Linked DNA regions of Homo sapiens: regions 2 and 3 are each linked to region 1. Evidence: chromatin loops called from intact Hi-C (ENCODE). Cell type or tissue: heart left ventricle. All regions are shown on one strand.

Region 1 (8,000 bases):
CTCCACCTCCCGGGTTCAAGTGATTCTCCTGCCTCAGCCTCCTGAGTAACTGGGATTACAGGTGCACGCCACCTGCCTGGCTAATTTTTGTATTTTTAGTAGAGACGGGGCTTCACCATGTTGGCCAGACTGGTCTCGAACTCCTGACCTCGTGATCTGCCCACTTTGGCCTCCCAGAGTGCTGGGATTACAGGCATGAGCCACCATGCTTGGCCCAGTCTAGCTTTTTAATATAAATTTCATTATGTTTTGATGTTAATAATTATTAAATTTGAAACTTTTTGAAAGTATTTTAAATTATTTAAAATATTAAAATTTTAAATGTAAAATATTGTCGATTATTTCCTACATGGTTTATGGGTTTCCAGTCATGTTTAGGAAGGTCCCCTCTGACTGCTTTTTCTCTCTGCTGTCCCACACCACTCACCACTCACTTCTGACCTCAGATGTTGGGTGGGGGGTTTCCCACACACCAACCAGTTTTCTAGTGGGCACCAGCTGGGTGTTCTATAATTCAGTTCTGACATGACCTGCCTGGAGATAATGATGGCTCAGTCCCACAAGACTCCCCCCGCTTCAGATCCCAGCCTATACTGAATGACTGACTATAAATTGGGGTTCCCACAATTGCGACCTCCTTGGCCTCCATTAATTTGCTAGAGCAGCTCATGGAACTCAGGGAAATGTTTTACCGACATTTACCCATTTATTATAGAGATAGTAAAAAGGATACAGATGAAGAGATGCATGGGCTGAGGCATGGGGGAGAGTGTGGAGCTTCCATGCCCTTTCCAGGTGCCACCCCCAGGAACCTGTGTGTGTTCTGCTAGCCACAAGCTCTCTGAGCCCTGTCCTTTGAGGCTTCATTACATAGGCATGATTCCTTAAGGGTGTCCAAACTTTTGGCTTCCCTGGGCCACATTGGAAGAAGAATTGTCTTAGGCCACACATAAAATACACTAACACTAATGATAGCTGATGAACTAAAAACCAAACAAACAAACAAACAAAAACTCATAAAAAAGTTTACGAATTTGTGTTGGGCTGCATTCAAAGCTATCCTGGGCCACATTTGGCCCATGGGGTGGACAAGCTTGGATTAAACCACTGGTCATGGGTGATAAACTCAACCTTCACTCAGAGGTTGGGTGAGACTGAAGGTCCCAATTCTCTAATGATGGCTTGGCCTTTCTCCTTTCTCAAGAGCAGCCTCATCCTGAAGCTATCTAGGGTCCCCCAGCTACCAGTGCTCTCATTAACACACAAAAGACATTCTTATCACTCTGGAGATGCCAAAGGTTTTAGGAGCGTGTGCCAGAAACCAGGGCAGAGACGAAATATATGTTTCTCACATAGATCACAACATCACACGCCATTACGGTGTATTTTAAAAATGTAGATTGTCACTCCTAGCTCCCCCTGTGTCTCTGTGACATCTACGTGCATCTGCACAAGGACAGCAGGACTCTGAAGGGCAGGGCCCTGGATGATTGTTCTCACTGTAGCCCCCTCCCCCGCAATCAGGAGTGACCTCATTTCTTTTGAATTTTCTTTCTGCAGGACCAAGTTCCTGGGTGTGGCTGCTCTTTTCCACTCTTGAATTCTTCTAGGGTTTGCATAAATAAAAAAATTCATGGAGCAGGTTCCTGTACTAAGGCTGCTTGGAAAATTCATGGACTTTTTTGGGAAAGCAATCTTTTTTTTTTCTAAATAAGGAGAAAATACCAGAATGATTAATCCAGGTGAGGTCTCACATAATCTGTGAATTAATTCTTTCCCATTTCTCTTTTATTTGGTAGTAGTGTGGACTTGTTGATAACATGAATTCAAGTCTGGATTCCTTTTGCATTCTGCCACAAATATCCTCTACTAAATAAAAGGTTTTCAGTGGTGTCTGAGCCCCTTTTCATTTCATGTAAAATGACAGGATTGGATTGGATGACTCGAGGTCCCTTCCACATCAGCTCTCCCGTCATGCCAGAATTATCCACCATTGCACCACCCCTTCACTCCTGGCCCTGACCCTAAAAACAAAGGGGATTTGTCAGAAAGGGCAGGGATTTATCAGTGTTTTTCTTGTGAGATAACATGCACAGCTGTAGAAAACCTTCACTATTCTCCACCATCTGTGGTTGGAAAAACTTGATCAGTAGTTAAGATTTTTAAAATTAAAATATCCCCTTAACCTGCTGTGATATGATCTACAGTAACAAGCTAGCCTTTAGAAATTCTCCTACAATGGCCAGGTAGAGGATTGGCTTGGTCAGAGCAGGGCACAGCTCCATTCTGGCTGTTGACTCAGAGCCTCTCTCTAGGGTCCTCAGACAGCGTGCTGTCAATCAACTTCAGCAGGATCACTGACACTAGCCATGATTTATTGGACTTAGCATTCATTATGTCTTTTTTTTTCCCTTATTCACTCAATTTTTGCCCCAACTAGTTTTCAAGTTAGGTAACCACCATAAACAGTTTGTAGTTTTTTCCTGTCATACCTTAAATTCCTTAAAAATGCAATTGTGAAGTATTCGATTTGTTCCAAGTACTATACAAATATTCTTACATGCTATGAATGTGTAAGCGTAACATGCAAATGTAGCTATGTTATGGTTACAAATCTTATAGAAATATCACTGCTGAGGTATAAGATGAGACTAATACCATAAATATATGCCATGACCCAAGCCAAGGAACCTCCTCTGGGCTCTTCCACCTTGTTATTCTAACATCACACTCCCATCCCAACCTACTTCTGAAATACCTCCCAAATCCATCCACATTCCTCATTTTCAATGCTGCCATTCTAGTTTCAGCAATTATCATTTTTTGCCTGGACTACCCACTGGTCTGCTAACTGGTCTCTTACTGTATCTCTACAATCACGTCTCTGTTGCATAAACTTTCTCATGGCTTTCCAACACACTGGAATAAATTCAAACTACAAAGACCCCACCAGCCAGCCCAGTTGCCTCTCCACATATCCTATTCCCTACCTGGGCTTACCTGCTCCCTCCACGTTCACAGGCTTCCTTCTGTTCCCGGGCTCGGCAAAATGGCGCCTGCCTCAGGGACATTGCCCACACCACAGTGTCCTCCATGGCGGGCTTCTTCCCTTCACTCAGTCATTGCTTCAGAGGGGCCCGTCCTGATGATTCTGCAGAAAGTTCTGTGCTCTCTGCTCACCCTCACAAGGTGAACACGCTGGGCCTGCCTCACCGGCTGCCATGGCCCCATCCCAGAGCAGCACCTGGCCAGGGCAGTGGCCAGCACACACTGTGGAGGGAATGAATGGGGGACAAAACCTATCTCATAGGAGTGTGGGGTCCAGCAAGGTCACGTCTGGGCATCCAGTGCCCTCCCTGGCAACAGTGAGTACCACATGAGTGGTGGGGGAGAAGTCATCAAAGTCTTTCATAGCTCACCTCCGACTCTCCCTAGAACTCTAGAATCCCTTTTGTGTTCCTTTAAAGACATTTTTTTTTCTCTTGAGATGGAGTTTCACTCTTGTTGCCCAGGCTGGAGTGTAATGGCGCGATCTTTGCTCACTACAACATCCGCCTCCTGGGTTCAAGCAATTCTCCTATCTCAGCCTCCTGAGTAGCTAGGATTACAGGCGCCCGCCACTATGCCTGGCTAATTTTTGTATTTTTAGTAGAGACGGGGTTTCACCATGTTGGCCAGGCTGGTCTCGAACTGCTGATCTCAGGTGATCAGCCTGCCTTGGCCTCCCAAGGTGCTGGGATTACAGGCATGAGCCACTGCGCCCAGCCCCTTTAGAGACATTTTAACAGAGAAGTCCTTCAGTCCCTCAAATGCCCCACCTTCCTTTTTTACAGCCTTTTTCCTCTCCTGAGAAATAACAGGATGGTTCACCCAGGCATGAGGGTCAGCCCCACCTCCCCCGTCTTTCTTTTCCATCGGTTATCAAGCCTGGTCTGTATCACCCCTTGACATCTCACATATCAATCCCTCTTTCCATAACCAGCAGGGCATCTTCATGACAGGTTTGGAACCCAAGCTACAGAATCAGTTCCTAGTTCTACCCTTGGACAGTTATGGGACGGTGAGTAACAGATGGAAAAACTTTCAGCCTCAGTTTCTCCCTCCTTAACGTGGGAAGAAAAGTAATTCTGTAGTTAATGTGGAGACTTTCTGAGAGGAATAGAAAAGACAGTTGGTGCAGGCATGTGGCTGGCACATGGGAGAACTCAATAGTGAGCAGCAGGTATCTGCCCGGGGCAGGAGTGCTTCCTCATGCCCGGGATGGCTTTCCTTCTTTCACCCCAGCCTCCCGCCCAGCCTATGCCCTACGCAGCAGAGTGCAGAGGATGTTCCCAAAGCCTCCATAGGATGGCGCCGTGCTTCTCCTAGTGCTGCCTCCTCAACTCAGTCCCAAATCCAGACAGCTGGGTTGGTGCCCTCGGCTCGCAGGTCACAGGCTCTGATGCACTCTGTCTCCACCTGTGCAGTCCTCTTCCTACTTCACATCCCCTCCTCTCTTCCTGTGTCTGCTTGGGCACCCCGTCCCTCCACCCCAGACCTGTAGAGACAGAGCTGGGATGTCCTTACGTTGGCCTCTCAAGGTCCCTTAATATAGCCTCCCATAACCCTGACTCACAACCGCCACCTTTTGGTTCCTCCTACTCCATGGCATGCTGCTGTGGAGGCCAAGTCCCCAGCACTGCGTTCCCCAGGCAATGCTGAAGAAAAGGCCAGGGCTGCTCATCAAGGAAGGTGTTGTCATTAGGGCAGCCGTGGTTTTCCTAGGCAGCCAGACTTACCATGGGCATGTAGAGAAAAAGCACCAAGATCTTTGTAAAATTGACTTCCATTTTGTGTTAAAAGGCTTGTTATACCTATAAACAGTGATAACAACATATTTATACATGGGAATAAGACTTAAAAACAGACACAAACGGGCCAATCAACAGTATCATGGAACAATGTGTACTTTACAACACCATTCTTTTTTCAAGTTGAAAGCATGCAAACCTAAACAGTATATATTTTGAGGGATGTATATGCATGTAATAAAGATTAGAAAAGCAAGGAAATGATGACAAAATAAACATTTGAAAAATAAAATGGGAAGAGACAAGAGGCCAAGGACTGTGGCAAGGTGGAGTTTGGGTGGACAGCAGGGAATAAATGCCGGATTGGGTGAATGGGGAGTGAACTCTACCCACCGTACTGGCACAGAAACTGGGATGTGGGGATGCTAATGTGGCCGAGATCACATAGCTAGGAAGTGGCAGAGCTGGGATTCATGCTTAGGTTGGTCTGACTCTACAGCTCTTCATGTTGTTCCTTGATACCAGAGACAACATCAAGAAAGCCATGTGTTAGAACGAGCTCGTCTGGGGTGGAGGGCAGCAGGAGAAGAGAAGGCAGCTGGGAGGCCAGGTGGAGGGTGGCGGTGGCCAGGATGGAAATGGAGGAGAGGCTGGAAAGGCAGGAAGGAGCCCCAGGGAGTGTTGTCTGAGAAGCCTAAGTTGGGGCATGAGGAGGGAAAGTGTGTGAGTTGAATAGTGTCAAATGGAGCAGACGTCATAAGACTTTTGCTATGGACTGAATTGTGTCACTCCCAAATTCATATGTTGAAGTCCTAACTCCCAACATGGCTGTATCTTGACATAGGGTTTTAGGAGGTAATTAAGGCTAAATGAGATTGTAAGAGTGGGCTGTTGTCATGGGGTTAGTGTCCTTATAAGCGAGCTGAGAGCTTTCTCTCCCTCTCTTTCTCTATCCCCTCCCTTTTACCCCACTTCCCCACTTCACCACTTGAGGATAAGCAAGAAGACAGCCATCTGTAAGCCAGAAAGAGAGCCCTCACCAGAACCCCACCATGCTAGCACCCTGATCTGGGACCTCCAGCCTCCAGAACTGTGAGAAAATAATGTCTGTCATTTAAGCCATGCAGTCTATGCTGTTTTGTTCTGGAAGCCCAAGAAGACAAATACAGCCTCGTTCCTGGAATGTTGAAAGTGTCACTGGGGCGAAGATGGTATACAGCCTCTTATTTTGAACTCCCACTGTTCTAACATTCGTTCATGAAACATCTTTTGTGAATTGATGCCAGGCAAGTGGTATAAAAAGGAAAAGGCACCCGTCTTGTGAGTCCAGGCTGCATCCGCTGAAGCTGTCCCTGCTGGCGGCTGCAGTTCTCCTCACAGGGCGACCACATTCACAAACACCCTCAGGGCAGTGTCCCAGAAACAGAGCTTCCCAACTGAGATCTGTCCTACTTTTGAAGATGACTGCTGTATTGCTCAGGGAGGGAGAATTTTCAATCCTTGCAAAGCAAGACAGAAACAAAAGGGGTACTTGGCCTTCTCAACCGGTGTGCATGTACAGTATTTGAGGGCGCTACCTTTAGACAGCAGGGTGAGTGTGCAAAGGGATCCTCGTGTTGGAAGATGGGGGTAAAGGGGTATGAGTCTGAGTTCCTCCTGAAACACCAGCCTCTCTCAGAGGCAGCAGCGGAGCTCCGCGTATGCTGGCGCTCTCTTTCTTGCATCGTGTTCATGGATTTCTAAATTCCCTTGCTAATGGCAACAGAAATACCACCATCAAAACTAACGTCTCAAGGGTCCAAGGTTTCAATCACACAAAGCCCAGGTTATCATAGGAACATGGGGCAGGCAAGGAGGGGGCCCCTGGGGAGCCATCTTCATGTGTCCTCATTAAAATGAAGGGAGTCATTCAGAGATTTGACTGTGTTTGTCTCCTTCTACTATTTTTCTTTAAAAAGCTGTTTCAGTTAGAGTAGGAAGAGCAAGATACACTTATTTCTGAAATGGGTGCAAGAACTTTCAAATATGGAAACACAACACCTTTCTATTTTTTGAATTCTGCTTTTAAAACGGAAAAATACTTGTTCTTCTTGAGAATTGGGCTTTCTGCTTTGAAGGAGGTAATATCAAAGCAATATTTTATTTGCAAGTAATGAACTGTACTCTTTTAACTTGTTTTGCTAAAGCATTGCTCTTCTGGGTACTTCATAGTTAAAGTATTGTGCCCTCCCACCTACCCTGAAGTTTTTGCTAGTCTTTGTGCATGACATTCAAAATAACGTACTTCTGCCACTACAAGGTGTGAGCACACTTCTAAATGACAAAATGATTGAGTTATCATCAAGATATTGTTCAGTATAAACATCATTTTACTTTTCTAAACTTTTAAAAGTGGCCAACACATTCAGTCGCTGTATTATCTTTTGATTAACCCAAGTGCTCAGCTATCCATCGCATTCCACGAAGTCAGTTTGCAATTAATGAGCAGGACACAGTTTATCAGCATGCCTGAGAAAAGCGATTGTATCTGGATGTCCTCAGCCCTTTCCCCTCCAAATAGGCTGTGTGGTGAGTGCTCCTTCGAATGGTACAGATGGCCGGCCTGTTTATCCTCTCCTGCCCTTGCTTCGGGCCATGCCTAAGTGCCTCACCCCTGGCTGAGTGACATCAGGTCCAGCTGGAAGTGGGGCACCAAAATGCCTGCCTCACTGGAGCTTGGTGGTGTCTGTTTGCTCACCTGCAAGGCCAGCATGGCCTTTTATTAGAGGTCTCAGGGGGCTGGGGGAGGCCATAGCTCTTTGAATTTCTCTTATTAACTCTTCTTTGACTGGTTCCAAGTCAAAGACTTCTGCGTGCATATGTACACACACTGTATCACACACACCACACACTCACACTACCCATGGATATGCACACATACCACATACCACACACACATATGCACACACACACCACACAACACCACACACATATATGCACGGATATGCACACACACCACACTACACACATCATACACACACTACACAATGTTACACACACCTATACACACACATACACACACATGCACACATACTGCGCTACACGCACCACGCACATACATGCACACACACCGCACTACACACATCATACACGTACCACACAATACTATGCACACCTATACACACGCATATGCATATGCACCACACACACACGTTATACATCCCCCACATA
Region 2 (8,000 bases), 170 kb before region 1:
CAAGGCAGGGTTTTGCCAGCCAGCCTCAGGCCCCTCATCCAAGAACTGAGGGAGGCTGGGACCCTTCAGAGGGCAGGATTGTGGATTTGGTATCACCTGCTTTCCCAGTTTTCAGCAGAGAGCTGACAGGCAGGGGCTGACCGCACGCGCCTCTCCTGCTGCTGGAGGGAGCGGAGAACAGACTGTCCACTCACTCCAAGCCCAAGTGGCTGCTGTGCTGCCCGCTGGACCTCCAGAATCCTTCTCTGCACCGCACATGAGATGCACCAGTGTTGGGGCCCTGGCCTTTCCTAACACGATTTGACCTTTTGTACCTCCAGGTCTCTGCATGTGCTGACTCCTGGAATTCCCACCAACAAACCGTTTCTCCACCAAAACACCAGAGCAATCCCTCCCCGAAGCCTGTCCTAGGAGGGCTCATTGCTGGCTCAGATACTGGGCAGGGCCCTGCTCCCCCGCTGTGGGCCTTGGCCATCTGATGTCCGTGTGTGCGTACATACAGAGATTTCTCATGGGAATTGGCTTATGTGATTATAGAGGCTGAGAAGTCTCACAATCTGCCATCTGCAAGCCAGAGACCCAGGCCAGCTGATGATGTAATTCCAGTCTAAGTTTGCAAGCCTGAGAACCGGCAGTGCCGGCGTCCAAGGGCAGGAGAAGATGCATATCCCAGCTTAAGCAGAGAGAGCACATTAAGTGTACTCTGCTTTTTGTTCTGTCTTGGCCCTCCATGGACTAGATGGTGCCCACCTGCATTGGTCCACTTCTTTAGTCAGTCTACTGATTCACATGCTAATCTCTTCTGGAAATTTTCAAACAGACACACCTAGAAATACTGTTTTACCAGCTATATGGACATTCCTTAGCCAGGCGAGTTGACAAAATTCACCATCACACTTGCTTAGTTTGAGCCCACAACAGGCAGAAGTGCCAGGAGTTAACTCAGGAATTCTTCAACTGATCCTTCTCAGAGTGGAGTATGAATACCCCAACTCCACCAGTCCCAGGATTGGGGAGGCACATGAGTTTCACACCAGGACTCCACAAAGCCTGGCGTGTGGGTGGGTGCAGGGCTGCCCACTGTTACTGGGCCATGGAGAGGTAAGCACAGAAATTGAGAGTGAGCAGACACTTTTACAGCACTAGGTTATAGAAGCAACATCCAAGCTCATGGTCATTTTTCTAGCAATTCATTTCAGCAAATATATCTCGCAAAAGTGTCCATTGGCAATGAATTGGCTAGACCGACAAAAAGTTCCCAGTCCTTCGCTACAGATAGTTTGAGAACGCAGTTTGCTACCATGGCCAGAAACACTGGGTGTGTCTTTGCTGTCCCGGCCATTTGCTGCTGGCTTCTGTGGAGCCTTTCTCCACACGTCTGTGGAGAGTGTTCTGTGCAGAGCTGAGACCCCAGGGGCCAGGGCTGGAGACGTGCCGGCATGGCCTCCTCAGCAGCCATGGCAACATGGGACAGAAGGATGGCTGCCTCCGAAGCATTGTGTGGAATCGTCCTGAAGACAGCAGGGATGCGGGGGCCCCCAGCTGGTTTCTGGGGCAGCCTTCAGGGCACTGCTTGTTGCTTTCCGGATAGGCGTTGGTGGCGGAAGCAGCTGACCTGCTTCTGCTGGCCACCTTGGAATCCGGGACTCTGCTAAACCAGGACAAAGGCCAGAAGGGTCTTGGAAGGGTCTGGAGGGGAAGAAGGGAGTTGAATGGCGTCATTTTTGTTGAAGGCACAGGGCTGCCTGTTTCCCATGGAAAAGTAAAAAGATGAACAGACAGATAATCAACTGAGGTAAACAACTCTTGAAGAGTGGGCAGAACCTTCTCTAAGGTCATGACTCCTTTGAGAAAGTGACGAAAGCTGTGGGCTCTGTTCCCAGGAGATGCACGTGGGTGTGCAAACATAAACACATGCCCAACTGTAAACACATACACACGCATACATGCATGAATGAACAATTACACATGTTCATACATGTGCAACCACTGGGCACATGTGCACACATGCACAAATGTACAAATGCATGCCATTAACACAGGACATATACATATGCTTGTGTGTACACATACAAGAAAACCACACACAGGCACACACATGTGTTTATGCACATGTGTGCACACACGCACACATATGCACACACATGTACACACGTGGACACATGCACATGCACACACAAACTGCACACATGCACATTTACACATGTGCAAATGATGTTGTGCCACCTCCCAGGTGTTGTTGACACTCAGAACCATCTCTACAGTTTCCAGGGCTCAGAGATCCTGTTTTAAAAGAAAAGTGGGCATTTAAAAAGCTGCAAGAAGGAAAAGGAAACTACAGGAAGGAAATAAAAAGTCTCAAAGACTGCCTAATTAAAGTGACAGAGAGCCATTCCTTACTGCTCACTCTGCAAACCTGTGCTACGGCTGAGAGGTGCCCTCTAGAAAGGAAATGACCTACAGTTCTGGGATGTATGGTGCCATCTCCCCAGGCCTCCCCCATTGGCTTGAGCAGAGAACAGATGGCAATTTCAGCTGCAGGAAACTCAGAGAGGCACGTCTCAAACTTCAGATGCCAGGGTTGTTCCTCTGCCCCAGCCTCCAAGAAAACCTTCACAGTCAAGTCTGGCGTTGACACTATCCCCTGGAGAGCCCCTTGGTCCCTAGAGAGTCAGAGGCTTATGGCCACATGGGCTAGGCCTACGCCTTGTCACTGGGAGCTCTGGTCACTTGGCCCCTAGCCACTGGGGAGGTCAGGAGGGACTCTGGAAAGCTCCTTCAAACAGGGAGTCATTAAAAGTCCCTGCCCAACTATGTGGCTGATGGTTTTCCTGAGGCTGGGTAGGAAGGAGCAATGGGTGACCTGGGGCCCAGCATGGGGCAGCAGGACCTGGGGACCCCTGCCTTGCAGAGGCCCACACTCATGACTGGCACCGAGCCATAGCAGCACATCTCTCCCAGTGTGTGCACGTGCACACACACACAAACACATGCACACAACCACAGGCATGCACACACACACACAAAACCACAGTCACGCACACACACAAACACACAAACACATACACACAAAACCACAGGCATGCACACACACACAAACCAGGTCCATTTGACACACACATGTCACACACACAAACCACAGTCATGCACACGCACACACATAAACACAGACACACATACACAAATACACAAACACACACACAAAACCATAGGCATGCACACACACACACAAAACCACATGCATGCACACACACACACAAAACCACAGGCATGCACACACACACACAAAACCACAGGCATGCACACACACAAAACCACAGGCATGCACACACACAAAACCACAGGCATGCACGCACACACACACACACACACAACCACAGACAGGCACACATGTGCTCATCCTGAGACTGGAAAGGGTGCTGGGCAATCCACATAAATGTCCCCTTGAATCTTCTGGTGGCCCCATGGGCAGGCTCCAGAAGCTCCATCTTACAGGTGAACAGATTGGCTACACTTTAGAGGAAAATGAAGCTCGGTGAGGTTGCACAACCTGAGGTCACACAGTGAGGATGGCATCCAGGACTCCAAACCAGGTGATCAGGCTTCAAAGCCTGCATCCTCCCCATGATCCTGCCCCTGGCCCAGGGGACTGCTAAACCCAGTGTGCTGAGGACAAGGAGGACATGGGCTTAGATGAGCCTGGCCTGGACAAAGCTGTGTGGTACAGAGTGACCTGCACAGCTCATGGCCCCATCTGAGCACCAGAGTCCCATGGGATACTGAGCCACAAGACTGAGCCTACCCAGACCAGCTCTGGGAAAGAGCCTTCCCGTCACCCGTCTTGTGGCCATCTGCTTAGGCAGGGTGGCTGGACCTCAATTCCCAGGCAGCTGTGTCAAGCGAGGGGGGGGGGGTCCCTGAAAGAAGCGTGGGCCCCAGATGTGCTTTATGGAGTGGGGAGATGTAGGTTGTACAACACTTCATTACTGCCCGCAGCTGGGAAACAGCTGCCGCTCTCAGCTGGCCGGGCTGCCTGGCCCCTGGGCCACAATAGGATTGTGTGTGGGAGCTGGCAGCAGAGAGTCATTAAAGAAGCCAGCTAGGCTCTGGGAGGAGGGATTATGCTGATGCCGCAGTCCCAGAAGCTGGCCTCTGCCAGGGGAGCTGGTAATTGCGGACCAGCCACCTGGACTCTCTAGGACTCTGTTCTCCTCTTCAGAGAGAGTTGTACTCAGCTCTTGGGGTGGTTGTGAGGACTGAGGATGCAACAAATTTCCATCACACTTCAGCACAGCTCTTAGGAACTAGTGGGGTAAACCAGAGATTATCAAAGCTACTGGCTGAAATTTGCCTGAATTTCACAATGTTGCTCACCAGTAGGAATTGCTGGGGTGCGGGGAGGAAGTTCCAGGCCTGTCAATGTCAAAAACAGATCTTTCCAAGGATGCCGTCTCTCTGCTGCCTCCCTTCTGTGACAAGAGCTGTCGGTAACTGTGTTGGTGGTGAGCTACCTGGAAACTTAGTGTGAGAAACTACTAGTGGGTCCTGTGGGTCAGGAATTTGGAGACTGCATGGTGGGGACGGCTCCTCTCTGCTCTACCATGTCTGAGGCCCAAGCTGGGACATCTGACTGGTGATAATTCATTCTTACATCTTGACAGGTTTGTGGGTTGTCAACTGGGTCCTCAGTTCCTCTCCGGATGGCTAGTTGGACTTTCTCACAGCATGGTGGCTGGGTTCCCAGGATGAGTCCTCAAAGAGCCCAAAGGAAGCTACATGCTATTTATGACCTCACCTTGGCCACCCCACAGCATCCTCGCTGCCAGGCTCTCTTCATGCATATATACTACCCAGATTTAAGGGTGAGGACAAAAACCCCCTAGGGGGAGGAGTGTTGATCACATTGTGAGGGGAGCATGTGGTATAAGATATGCACATATACCCAGACATACACACACAGCTGTGGCCGTCTCTGAAAAACAGCAGCCTGCCCAGTGTTCCTGTGAGTTTTTATAGAGAGACAGAGCTTTGTCTAGGGTTTCAATCTTACAATACTCTTACTAAAGATCCTTCTGAAATGCAGTCACAAGCTGGGAGAATCCAAGAGAGCAGAGACCCCTTAGGAAAGAGCATCTCCTGGGATCTGGCCTCAGGAACTTACAAACAAGTTGGAGAAAGACCATGTAAACATAAACAAATATGCCGAAACACCCGCATAACATTTTGAGACAAAGAGAATTGCACTAATGTAAGATGAACTCAATTATGAAATTGTACAGTGCCTGGAGCTCTGCCCTGAGTGGCCCCACCAGGATCCATGGGAGAAGATTTGTCCTTGACTGAAAAGCCGGGACAACCAGCTATTTCTCCAGAGTTGCTCTGATTAGTCTGTTACCACTGAGTTTTTAAATGTATCCACACTGTATATACGATTTAAAGTAATGAGTTATTTCTTCTGTAATTAAAAAAAATAACATAAAAGTTAAATAACATAAAAGTTAAAAAAAACAACTCTTTCTTTCTTTTTTTTTTTTGGATAGGGGTTTTTACTCCTGTTGCCCAGGCTGGAGTGCAATGGCATGATCTCGGCTCACCACAACCTCCACCTCCCGGGTTCAAGCGATTCTCCTGCCTCAGCCTCCTGAGTAGCTGGGATTACAGGCGTAGACCACCATGCCTGGCTAATTTTGTATTTTTAGTAGAGATAGGGTTTCTCTATGTTGGTCAGGCTAGTTGTGAACTCCCAACGTCAGGTGATCCACCCGCCTCCGCTCCTTTTTTTTTTAATTGAAGAAGTCAACATTCCTTCTTATCTCCACCAGGCTGACCCTGGTGGCAACCGCAGTTAATAGCTTCATGTGAATTGTTTGTTTGTTTTCAAAACCTAGATTTTAATCTTTTAAATTCTTTTAAAAATATTGCCACCATCAAGGCGGGGCACCAGTCACATGGGCATGGAGGCAGTCTAGGCGCTGAGGGGGCTGGGCCACGTGTCCCCCTTTTTGGGTAGAGGGGTGAGGGTGGGGAAGGAATATGTGGGCTGGTGACCCAGAGAAGGGGCCTGGGACCAGGGCAGGGGCATTGGGAGCCAGCTTGGAAGTGTGTAAGCTGCCTAATAAAAGTGACAGAGAACCATTTCCCACTGCTCTTTGATGTTTTTGTTTTTTTAAATTTTTTTAATTAATTTTTTTTTATTATAAAAGAAAACTTTTTTTTGGCCTCCCAGGTAGCTGGGATTAAGGTGCCTGCCACCATGCCTGGCTAATTTTTGTATTTTTTAGTAGAGACGGGGTTTCACCATGTTGGCCAGGCTGGTCTCGAACTCCTGACCTCTGATGATCTGCCCGCCGCGGCCTCCCAAAGTGCTGGGATTACAGGCGTGAGCCACTGCGACCAGTCTTGATGTTTGAAATGATATTTGAAATGATACTCATAGCTGTTCCAGCACTGGCCCACAGAATTTTTGCATAATTATGTTTTTCTTGTTGTTTGTAATACTGTTTCTACTCTCTGATCATTCCTGGATATTTCTCCAGGTGACAACGCGGGAATCATTGCATTTTAGGGGAACTCTTTTTATTGAAATATCTCTTCCATATAGAAAAGGGCACACACCAGGATTGAACAACATGATGAATTTTCCCAAGGTGAACCCAAATGTGTTGTCAGCCTGAGAAAGGACAATATCAGCCCCCAGAGGCTCCCTCTGAGTGCCAACCACCCTCCAAGCCTGGTCACCATCCTTATCTCTGAAACCATAGCTGACTTTCATCTATCTTAGAAGGTATATCATTGCAACATGCAGGGTGCGTTTGTTTGAGTCTGGCTCCTACAGCACAGCATCACGTCTGCGATAATCAAAGGTTGCATTCTTTTGGACACCTGCGTTGCAACCCCTGGATTGTTGAGCCCCTCATTTATTTAGAGAAGCCATTAGGATTATAATTAGTGATGTGTTTTTTTTTTTTCTGCCAAAATTTATAGCTGCCCTGGGACTTCCTTCACAGGCAGTAGAGAAAGTGGATGGGAACAGTCCGGGCAATTATGAAGCTGGAACAATTGTAGGCTTGGATATCCCCAGAGACTTGGGTAGGATTCCTGTTGGCTTTGTGACTCTATGGCTTCTCATCTGTGGGAACATCGACAGTGGTACCAGCATGCGTTGGGGGCTGTCTAGGGTAGGCTGCGTGCAGGACACCTTATGTGTAGGGTCCACTGGGTCTCTACTACCACACAGGGGAATGCAGTTACTATCCCCACGACACAGATGAGTTAACTGAGGTATGCTCACAGAGCTGGTAAGGGCAGGGAACTGAAACCTGGACCCAGAGTGTCTGGCTTCAGAAGCCAGGCATCCATGCTCTGGGCCATGTTGTCTTCTTGAGCAGAATGGGGGCATCCAGGGTCCTTTCAGGCATATCCTTCTTCAGACACAGCCTGTGGTCCCTCTGCAGGGCCCTGGAGTAGGTCACTGTGTTCAGTTTCTTTTGTTTAAGCTGGGGATTTCCATAACCCCTGCTACATGTAGTCTCTAGGTTCAAGCTGTTCTGTGGGTGAGTCTGATGGCTCCTTCCAGCACATTCGTTCAGCTGGCCAGGGCTGAGGCTCCAGTGTGGGTCAACTGGGACAGCAGAGTCCAGCAGACATTTCACCAGAGTATACTTGGGAAGTCACTGTGGTCGTGGGCAGCTGGTGCCCTCCATACGGAGAACTGGAAAAACATTTATTTTAAAAGAATTGAATATACCACTTTGGAAAATCATGCCAGTATGCGAACCCATTGTTTTTTAAATGGGTCTTGTTCTCCCAGTGAATACTTGCTTGGTAACTCTTTTTTGCATTATATAATTGATTTACACATTCTCACCTTTGCCAGTGAAAGGGAAAAATCACACAGATGACAAAATGCCCAGAGCATCTGAAACCACACCCTTGTCCTGGGCTTCAGTATCCTGGGGAAGTTCTCATTTGCAAATAATAAATTGCTGTATATTTCCTCT
Region 3 (8,000 bases), 120 kb before region 1:
CTGCCTGAGCTGGCGGTTTCGGTGGAGCCCTGGCCAGGCCACAGTAGGGTGCTGGGGGCTTGGCTGGAAAGTGGGTGTGAGGGACAGGAGAGATGCTGGGAAGGAAAGTGCAGGTGTGTGGTGTGAGGGAGGCAGGCTCCAGGTATCAGGCCTGCCAGAGGATCTCACAAGGATCTTCCTCTAGGGTGCTAACTCCTCTGAGCAACCCCAAGGTCTTTGGGACATGCAGGCCCTGTCTCTAGTCGTCTGAGATTTAAAAGGCTGGCGTGTCCTGAATCAGGATTCGAATCTCAGCCTCCTGACTAGAGGCCAGGTCTTGTGACTGCAGGGCAATTATTTTGTTATTTGGATTAATCCCACGGCAAAACCCACCACAAGCGTTGACCTTTCTCATGCTTGGCCCTATGGAAAGGCAGCCCAGCCAGATAAGGAGTTTGTGAACTCCTGAAAAATGTTTTCACTCAGATGAGATCAGCAGGCCTTTGGAAGTACCTTCTCAGAGGTCAGGGCCTAGGGCACTAGCCGCAGGGTGGCTCTGAGAATCGGTGGAGGGAATGCTGGGGTGGCGTCAGCAGGTCCAGCTTCAAATCCCACTCCCAGCGCTCACCAATCTCCACTCCTCCGCATTTCTTTGATTGGCAGTGGTGGAGGACAAGGGTCCCCCCTCCTCTGGATCTTCTGTGTGAAAGCATGGTGCCTCCTTTCTGGCACAGAAGTGATCAAACGGCTACCTACCCCTCATCCTCCCATTATTGTGCAGTGTACGTGTGGGCTCCCTGAAAAGCATGGAGCAGAGGTGTAGACGTTTGATTAAGTGCTTCCTAAGCTTGATGGTCGAGCCTTGTTTCAGCTGCTGAATTTGCTGTGTGCAGCCTGGCATTGTTCTCAGGAGGGTCTTTCATATGTGTCTGAGGACATAAGGACAGATGAGAAGCAGGCCAGGGGAGAAGTGATCTCTGCCTCCCCACCTCACACCCACATGGCACAGGAGGACAGGGTTGACTGCATCGGTGTCCCTGTGGGAAGGTGAGTGGGGAATGAAGTACCACTCGCTCGGCAATGACTCATTATCATCTGAAGAAAAGTGCCTGGGGGTTGGAGGTCAGGAAATGTCTGTCATTTGCTTCCTCTAGGTTTGATTTAACCTGATGAGAGTTAACCTGCTTATACATGCACAGGTTGTTTTTATCCCTGTGAAATCTCATGGTGGGTGAGAAAGGTAGGTCTAATGCCTGGGCCCCTCCATATTCCGGCTCCGTGGGTCTGATGGGACACCTGGGCTTGGGGATCTTTCAGAGCTGCCCAGGGAATTCTGGTGTGAGCAAAGCTTGAGAATCTCTGCTCCCAATCTTGATATTCTACATTATAAAGAAACAAATATCAACTGGTTTCTGCCAGGGACCTACCCTACGCCATCCCATCATTGTACTCTTCTGCGGCCATGGTCCTCAGGGATTTCAACCTGGCCAGGACCTGGGAGCCTTGAGAAGTCCAGTCGTTTTCAAAGGCCTGCGGGCCCCTGCAATCCTGGGCTGAATTCTGGGCTTCTGGATTAGCTCTCAGACCCCATTCCTCTCACCCTTGCTTCCTAAGGAAGTTTTGCCCATTTTTTGGCCAACATTGAGATCACATATTTGTACTTAGGCAAGTGACCTACTTGCATTTCACCATGAAGTCCGAATCCAACGATGGAAACTCAAGGCTTCCTTACTGCTTTCATTGTGCTATGCTGACTTGTAGGTAGAGAACTTTATTCATCCAAAAGTCCAAAGGTGTGTTAGGATTGTTCCAAAACTCTGTGTGATATCTGTTTGTCCAGAAAAAAAGAAAAACCCACACAAAAAGAAAGTATAATTCATCCTTCAGCATGGAGACCCTTGACCAGATCTCAATCTAGCAAAATCCACACTGTCCCCTTGACAGATGCTTTCATGAAGAGTCAGCTATCACAGCCTCAGCCCCCATGACCACTCAGACCAGACTGGAGTGGAGGTGGTGCTGGCCCTGCTGGCCTCTGGTTGTTCATGTTAAGTCTGCAGCCAGAGCTTTTTCTGTGTCAAAAAGTGTCTGCAAAATGACAGAGCCACCTTGTCACAGTGGCTCTTTCATTTTGCAGACACTTTTTGCCTTCTACAGATGCTGGTCATGCCTCAGTGGCAAGCAGGCAGAATTGCAGTCCAGAGCTGCCCCACAGAGTGTAGGGTGGGGGTGAGGTCAGATCTCAGCACTATGAAGACCACTCTGTGTTTACCCCATTTTCCTCCCATATAGTTGCTACTCATCAGGTTATATTTTTGACTTGAGAAAATTGTGCCTGTGAATTTCTTTCAATATCCTCATCTTAAACAAAATGGACTTCCAAAGCACCAGTCTAACTGGGGCCATTTTGAATTCAGACATGGTCAAAAAATCTGTCAAATAATGCACAAAATTCTATGTTTCTTGACTTTAAATCTCCACTCACCTGCCAAGGCCGCCCTAGAACATCTTAAAACAAGAAGTTGTTTCTTAGGGCCAGATCCATTTATAACATCTGCAGACAGGGGAGAGAGACATCCTGATCCTATAGCCTCTTCCTTTTTCCTTCTCCCACGTGAGCCTGATGGGTTAGCCTCGTGACTAATATTTGTTACAAATTCCCCACTTGCTCTTTAACCAGTGATAATGCACCAGCCTCCAATGGCAACAGATTGGGCACAGCATTACTTAATTGCTATCTCCTATTTTGGTTTAAAGTCTTCTGACTTCAACATTTAACAGTATTGGATATCAGCTGTGGAATATACCACCAAAGATAGACTATCTCGCAAAAATAATATGCCATGTATTTCAAAATCATAGCATTTGCTGTCAGCTCATATTTCTGGCCAAATATGGAAAGAAAGATACCCTTTGCCAAAGCCGTTTTGGACCTTTGAACAAGGCAGCTCTCTGTAACAATCCTTGGTGAGAACATGTTCTTCTGTGAGACTGCATGCCACATTTCATATTTGCGTAGGACTCTCATCCCCGCGACTGCTGAAGCACTTGGCATGGGTTCTCTCCAGTTTGCTCTGAGGTGGGAAGCTCAGCTAGGGTGGGTTTCCCATGAATGAGAGTTGGGAAAGCAGCTGTCTCAAAGCCAGAGTCGCGGACCTGGGGGAAGAAGGAAATAAGTGGCACTAGAATTAGAGACCAGGTCCTTTGTGTCCAATCCAGCAGCATTCTGCCTCTCTCTGGATGCCCTGAGTACATTTGTAGGTCTTCTGACTCCTGAGAATTAATGTGAGACTGGGTGGAATCAGGAATTAGCATCCACGCTTGATCGTAGAGCCTCGTCTGCAGGCCTGGGTGGTCACTACACATTTCTTTCCACTGGGCGATGCTGTGCTTTCTTTCAAAAGCTCATTAGAGATGCTCCCTCCCTTTGAAAGGCACAGAGATGTTTCATGTGCCATTTTCAATTTATCCAAGTTGCTACTCCAAAGAGGTGGAAATTACAAGAGGGTGTGCTTGTGAAACTGGAGGAGTCTCCCCGGCTGCAGCTCTGGGGACAGCATCTCACTGAGCTTGGGATGAAGTTGCTGGGCAGGACCAGACGATGGGATGCTGTTTTTCATTCTCGGTTTGGCTCTGCCTCTGAATGGTGGGGAGTACACCCTGTTCTGGGAGGAATAGGAAGGTCAATTTTAGTACTTTGATGTTGCTTTACAAAAGTGGAGGAAATCAAATACAGACTCCTGAAATATTAGCAACCCCAGGGTTTGTGTTGCATTTTCTAAGTTTTGGAAAAGATGATCCAGGAAGATGGGGGTCCTCCTTAAGCTGATGAATGTTACTCTGCTCTTCCCTTCTGCCTGCTTCTTACCACCCAGCATCTCCGCTGTCCTGAGGTTGGGCTGTCCTGGGAAGCTGTCTGCAGCTGGAGCTTTGAGTTGAGCTGGCTCCATGTGAGTGACGGAAACTCGGCTCTGGTTCCCTGGCCCAGGGCCCAGCTCCCCTTTCCCTCTCCCTGGGGCGCTGATGAAGTGAGGAGTGCGTGCATGAGCAGGCTGCTTGTGTGTCTGCTTACCTTGGCATCCAAAACACTCCAGCCCCATCTTCCCTGTGTGAAAATACTCACTACAAGCTTCTGCCTGTTTCCACTTTCAGTGCTTGCTCCCATCAACTTGCTTCTTCTTGGAAAGCTAGAATCCTGCAGCTGGATTGACCAGCACAAAGACCTTTGTGCTGGCTGAATAGCAAGGGACCTTCATGTGACTGGCAAGTGACTTGATTTCCCATGGGTTGCATCATGTTTTGGGGCACGAGGGAAGCATGGGACACTCCAAGGGGATTAGGTCCCTGGGGAAAAGTGCATACCGGTGGCTTTTGAGTCAATATTCTTTTAAGTTCGTGCCCAGTTTGCATCAGAGAAAAGGTTGTGCCCAAATGAAGATAGTCAGTGAACTTGTAGAATGTCACCAACCTGTCCAGGAGGTTGTACCCTCTAAGGCAGTCACAAGACTGCTGCGTGTTTGACATGATGGTTCAGGAAGGGGAGCCCCAACTGACCAGCATCAGGTTCTCTGTGGGTTGCTGAGTGGATGAAGCAATTAGGAGTAAGAGCACAGGAGCCTGGGGACAGGAAAGGCCACGCAGAAGCACTTCCTAGATGCGGTGGATAGATGCGGGCTCTGCCCATACTGTGGCCATAGTTGAGCAATGCCATGTGGCTATAGGGGCTTTCTTAAATTATAAACAGGTCTAACTAATATGGCTATATCTTCTTTTCAGAAGGGGCCACGGGGCCCTAGCCTCAGTCTACATCAGGTGCTGTCCAGGTGATATAGCACCGAGGAAAGAGAGCTCAGTCGCACTCCTGGCTCCCTGGGGACCATGGTAGCTCCAAAGGCTCCCTGTGGCTGGAGAGCTGTCTGTCCTCACCCCTTGTACAGCAGCACTTTTGACCCCTGAACCCATTGCTTTCATTTCTCTATTCCATTCATTTCAGTGTCTGCCTTGGTGAATTTGGGGTCAGCTGCCAAAATGATTGGAAGAGAAGCCAGTTGTTTTCACTAGGAGACAAGCATTAAAGAATAGACATCGTCTTTATCAACAGTTATTGTTTCTTTATCTTTACACTGGGGCAAGCGGTTTTATAATTATCCCTCTTAATCACACAACTGCCCTGTGCAGTAGGTATTCTTCTTAAACCCATTTAATGGATAAGCAAACTGAGACACAGAGAGATATGCAGCTCATTGGAGGTCTTTCTCACCACGAGTTCCTGGAAGAATCTGGATTACAATCTAGGTCACATTTCACGCATCACAGGCTGGGAGTAAGAGAAGAGATATAACTCCTAAATTCTGAGTAGCCCTTATGCATATGCCCTGTAACCAAAAGCAAAGCTCAAGCCTCCTTCCTGCGCATGTGGTACCTTGACGGTTCAGGGACGCTTCAAGGCACACCTCTGATCCCAGCAGCACAGACAGCACAGACCAGCCACCTAGAACTCCCTGTGAATAGAGATGACCTGTAGGTGTTCCCCTAATATTTGGAAATAAGTGAATGGCAACGAGAAAGGTGGTCCAAGGAATTTACTAAGCATGAAGAAGAACTTCCAGGGACATCCAAGGTCTTGCACACCTACCCTGACCCCATCCGGTGGTGTTAGGATCACAAAATAGAGACTTGTTATTTCAATGAGGATTCCAGGAGCTCCTGGGAAGTCTTTGCTGGTTCACAGATGTGTTTACACTCAGGATATTCTTTCAATGGCATATTTTTGAGTTACTTTCAACAAAAGGCATTAAAATGCAAGGGGTTTCTGCATAATTTTCAATTAAAAAGACAATGCATTGATCAGAGTCATCAGTGGTTTGCAACTGTTCTCGGGGAATGGGCTTTCTGGAAGGAAGCGTAGGAGGGAAGTGCAGATAATTTTGAGTATCACCTTTTCCAAAAAGTAGTGTGGCTGTGATGACGCTGTGGTTTCCTGTGAGCCCAGAATACAGTACCCCTGTGTTTGGCCTGCCAGGGCAGGTGAACATTCCCCAGGCTTGCTCTGTGTCACGGATACCCAGCTCACCAGATGGATGCAGTATGGTGGGTGCCCTGGTAGCCGAAGCTGGCTCTGATGCAAAGATCTGGTGCAGAATTTATAAAGCAATATCTCATTTCTGGTTGATGGTGACTCACTAGAGGTGTTGGAACATTTTTTTTTTCCTATTTCGTGTCAAAGATTCTTGGGATGAAATAAGTTAAAAAGATGTTTCTAGAAGACAAGTAAGTATCAAAAAATAAAAGGAGCTGAAACATCCACCAAAGTGAATATTAAGAGAAATTCGACACTCCAGAGATTGTGAATGTCCTTTTATCCTGGCCTAGATAATGAGGCATGCACAGGTAATACTGTGGGCTACTTGGTGCCATTAGAAGAAAATGCTGACTGAGCTTACAATCATGTCTTCAGTTCTATTTAGTCAGATCTTTTGGTTATTTCATTCGCATGCTGAAGTTCTGTTTCCTTGTCATTTGGAGATGTTTAACTGTGGCATATGTCAGAACCACAGGCAATTGAGAATAGATTAATCAATACCTCCATCAATGGACACTTGAAGAAGACACATAACTCAAACCTTATGTTAAATCTTAGAGGAAAAGTCAGGTTTTTATTGTAGTTCATTTTTTGGAGATGATTGCAAATTTAGTTATTTTGCATCTATTTTTAGGCAGAAATATTAACAGTTCAAGAAAAGCCAAGAGTTTTATCAGAATAAAAAAGGAGATTGTCTACCATGTAAAACCAGCTGCAAATCCACTGAGAATCACTCCTGGGCACCATCAGTGTGGGAGCTGCTTCCCTAAGAGCTGAGACTGCCAGCACGCGTGAAAATACCACCCAGCTCTTCCAAGACTGGCCCCATGCTGGCAGAAGCTAATGTGTGCAGCTCAATAGTATGATGTCAAGTCCAGATCTTGAAAGCAGACTGCCAAGTGAGCGAGGACACCTGCTTCAGTGGTAGGGTGAGGGAGGCTGCGAAATTCACCAAGAGGTAAACAGCAGCTGAGAAAGCCTTGGGAGACTGGGTGGGACTCAGATGACCAGAGAAAGCCTTTCCAGGAAGAAAGACTGAGGGAGGCAAAGTGACAAATGCATGAGCGAGTGGGGTCATGGCTGACCATGGGACTGCAAGATGACTAAGGCAGGGGCTCTGGGAGTCAGCACCAGAGAAGGAGTGGAAGGGGAGCGGCCTGTCAAAAGGCTTTGGAAACAGAACCCAGTTGTGGAAACTGAGGTGCATGAGTCCGGCATAGTTGTTTAGGAAGCGGCAAGTCTGGCTCTGAGGAATGACGTGGGAGCTCAGGTCATGACCGTGCAAAGAATAAGGAACCCAGAGACTGGGGTGACACTGCAGACGAAGGTGTCTGGATTGCTAGGGAGTCTGAAGATGGGTGGGTTCCAGGGGAGCCTGGGAACCCAAACTGTGCTCTTCCTTCTTCTTGGTCTCAGAAGAGTGAAGAACCAGAGGGAGTGGCAGAAGACTTTCATGTGAGAGACTCTGAGGTTGAGACTTGGACTTTATTGTACAATAGAGCATTTGGCTGGCCTTTGTCTCCGGTTCCTGGGAAGGACCCTCTAAATCCTTGGTATTTCCTGAGTGATAGGATGTCTTTGTTACTCATGGTAGGCCCCTGTGACCACACCAGAATTCATGCTAACAGGAAGACTCGGGATGGGGGCTGGTCACACCAGAAAGATCAACATGTGACTAGAGAGTTGGGGCTCTGAGCCCCTATAAGTCTGGCCTCGGGGAGGGGATGTGGCTGGAGATTGAGTTCAATCCCATAGCCATTGAATCAATGAAGCCTACATACTGAGACCCCAATAGGCACTCTGGACACCTGAAGTTCAGCTGAGCTTCCCTGGTTGGTCATACATCCATGTGCCAGGACAGTGACATATCCTGAGGACATGAAAACTTCATCCATATTTGGAACCCTCCTAAATCTCACCCTCTGTGTCTCACATTGCT

What was found. Peaks named below come from ENCODE experiments on the same cell type or tissue, not always from the same donor. Only the 100,000 strongest peaks of a DNase experiment are listed, where the experiment ranks them.
Region 2: a loop joins it to region 1, with 1.9 times the contacts of the local background. A loop is called at or near these places in 5 of 110 quality-filtered maps.
Region 3: it touches region 1 in a loop (2.1-fold over the local background); 3 of 110 quality-filtered maps call a loop at or near these places.

Annotation. Positions count from the first base shown.
Region 1 is chr9:89,914,917-89,922,916 of GRCh38, forward strand. No RefSeq gene overlaps it. Among named protein-coding and RNA genes, the nearest start is that of MIR4290, 100 kb to the right of the region's middle. RefSeq lists an enhancer at 6,260-6,429. In heart left ventricle, a CTCF peak has its summit at 4,634 (motif pointing left); a DNase peak (open chromatin) is centred at 4,608.
Region 2 is chr9:89,746,364-89,754,363 of GRCh38, forward strand. No RefSeq gene overlaps it. Among named protein-coding and RNA genes, the nearest start is that of LINC03062, 110 kb to the left of the region's middle. RefSeq lists an enhancer at 2,376-2,887. In heart left ventricle, no CTCF peak of the experiment used is centred here; DNase peaks (open chromatin) are centred at 1,388 and 4,048; H3K27ac peaks cover 251 bases.
Region 3 is chr9:89,798,923-89,806,922 of GRCh38, forward strand. LOC107987032 (a long non-coding RNA gene) reads right to left here and starts at 4,291. Exons shown (of 2, transcript XR_001746572.1): 1 at 4,103-4,291; 2 at 2,805-3,644. In heart left ventricle, no CTCF peak of the experiment used is centred here; a DNase peak (open chromatin) is centred at 3,969.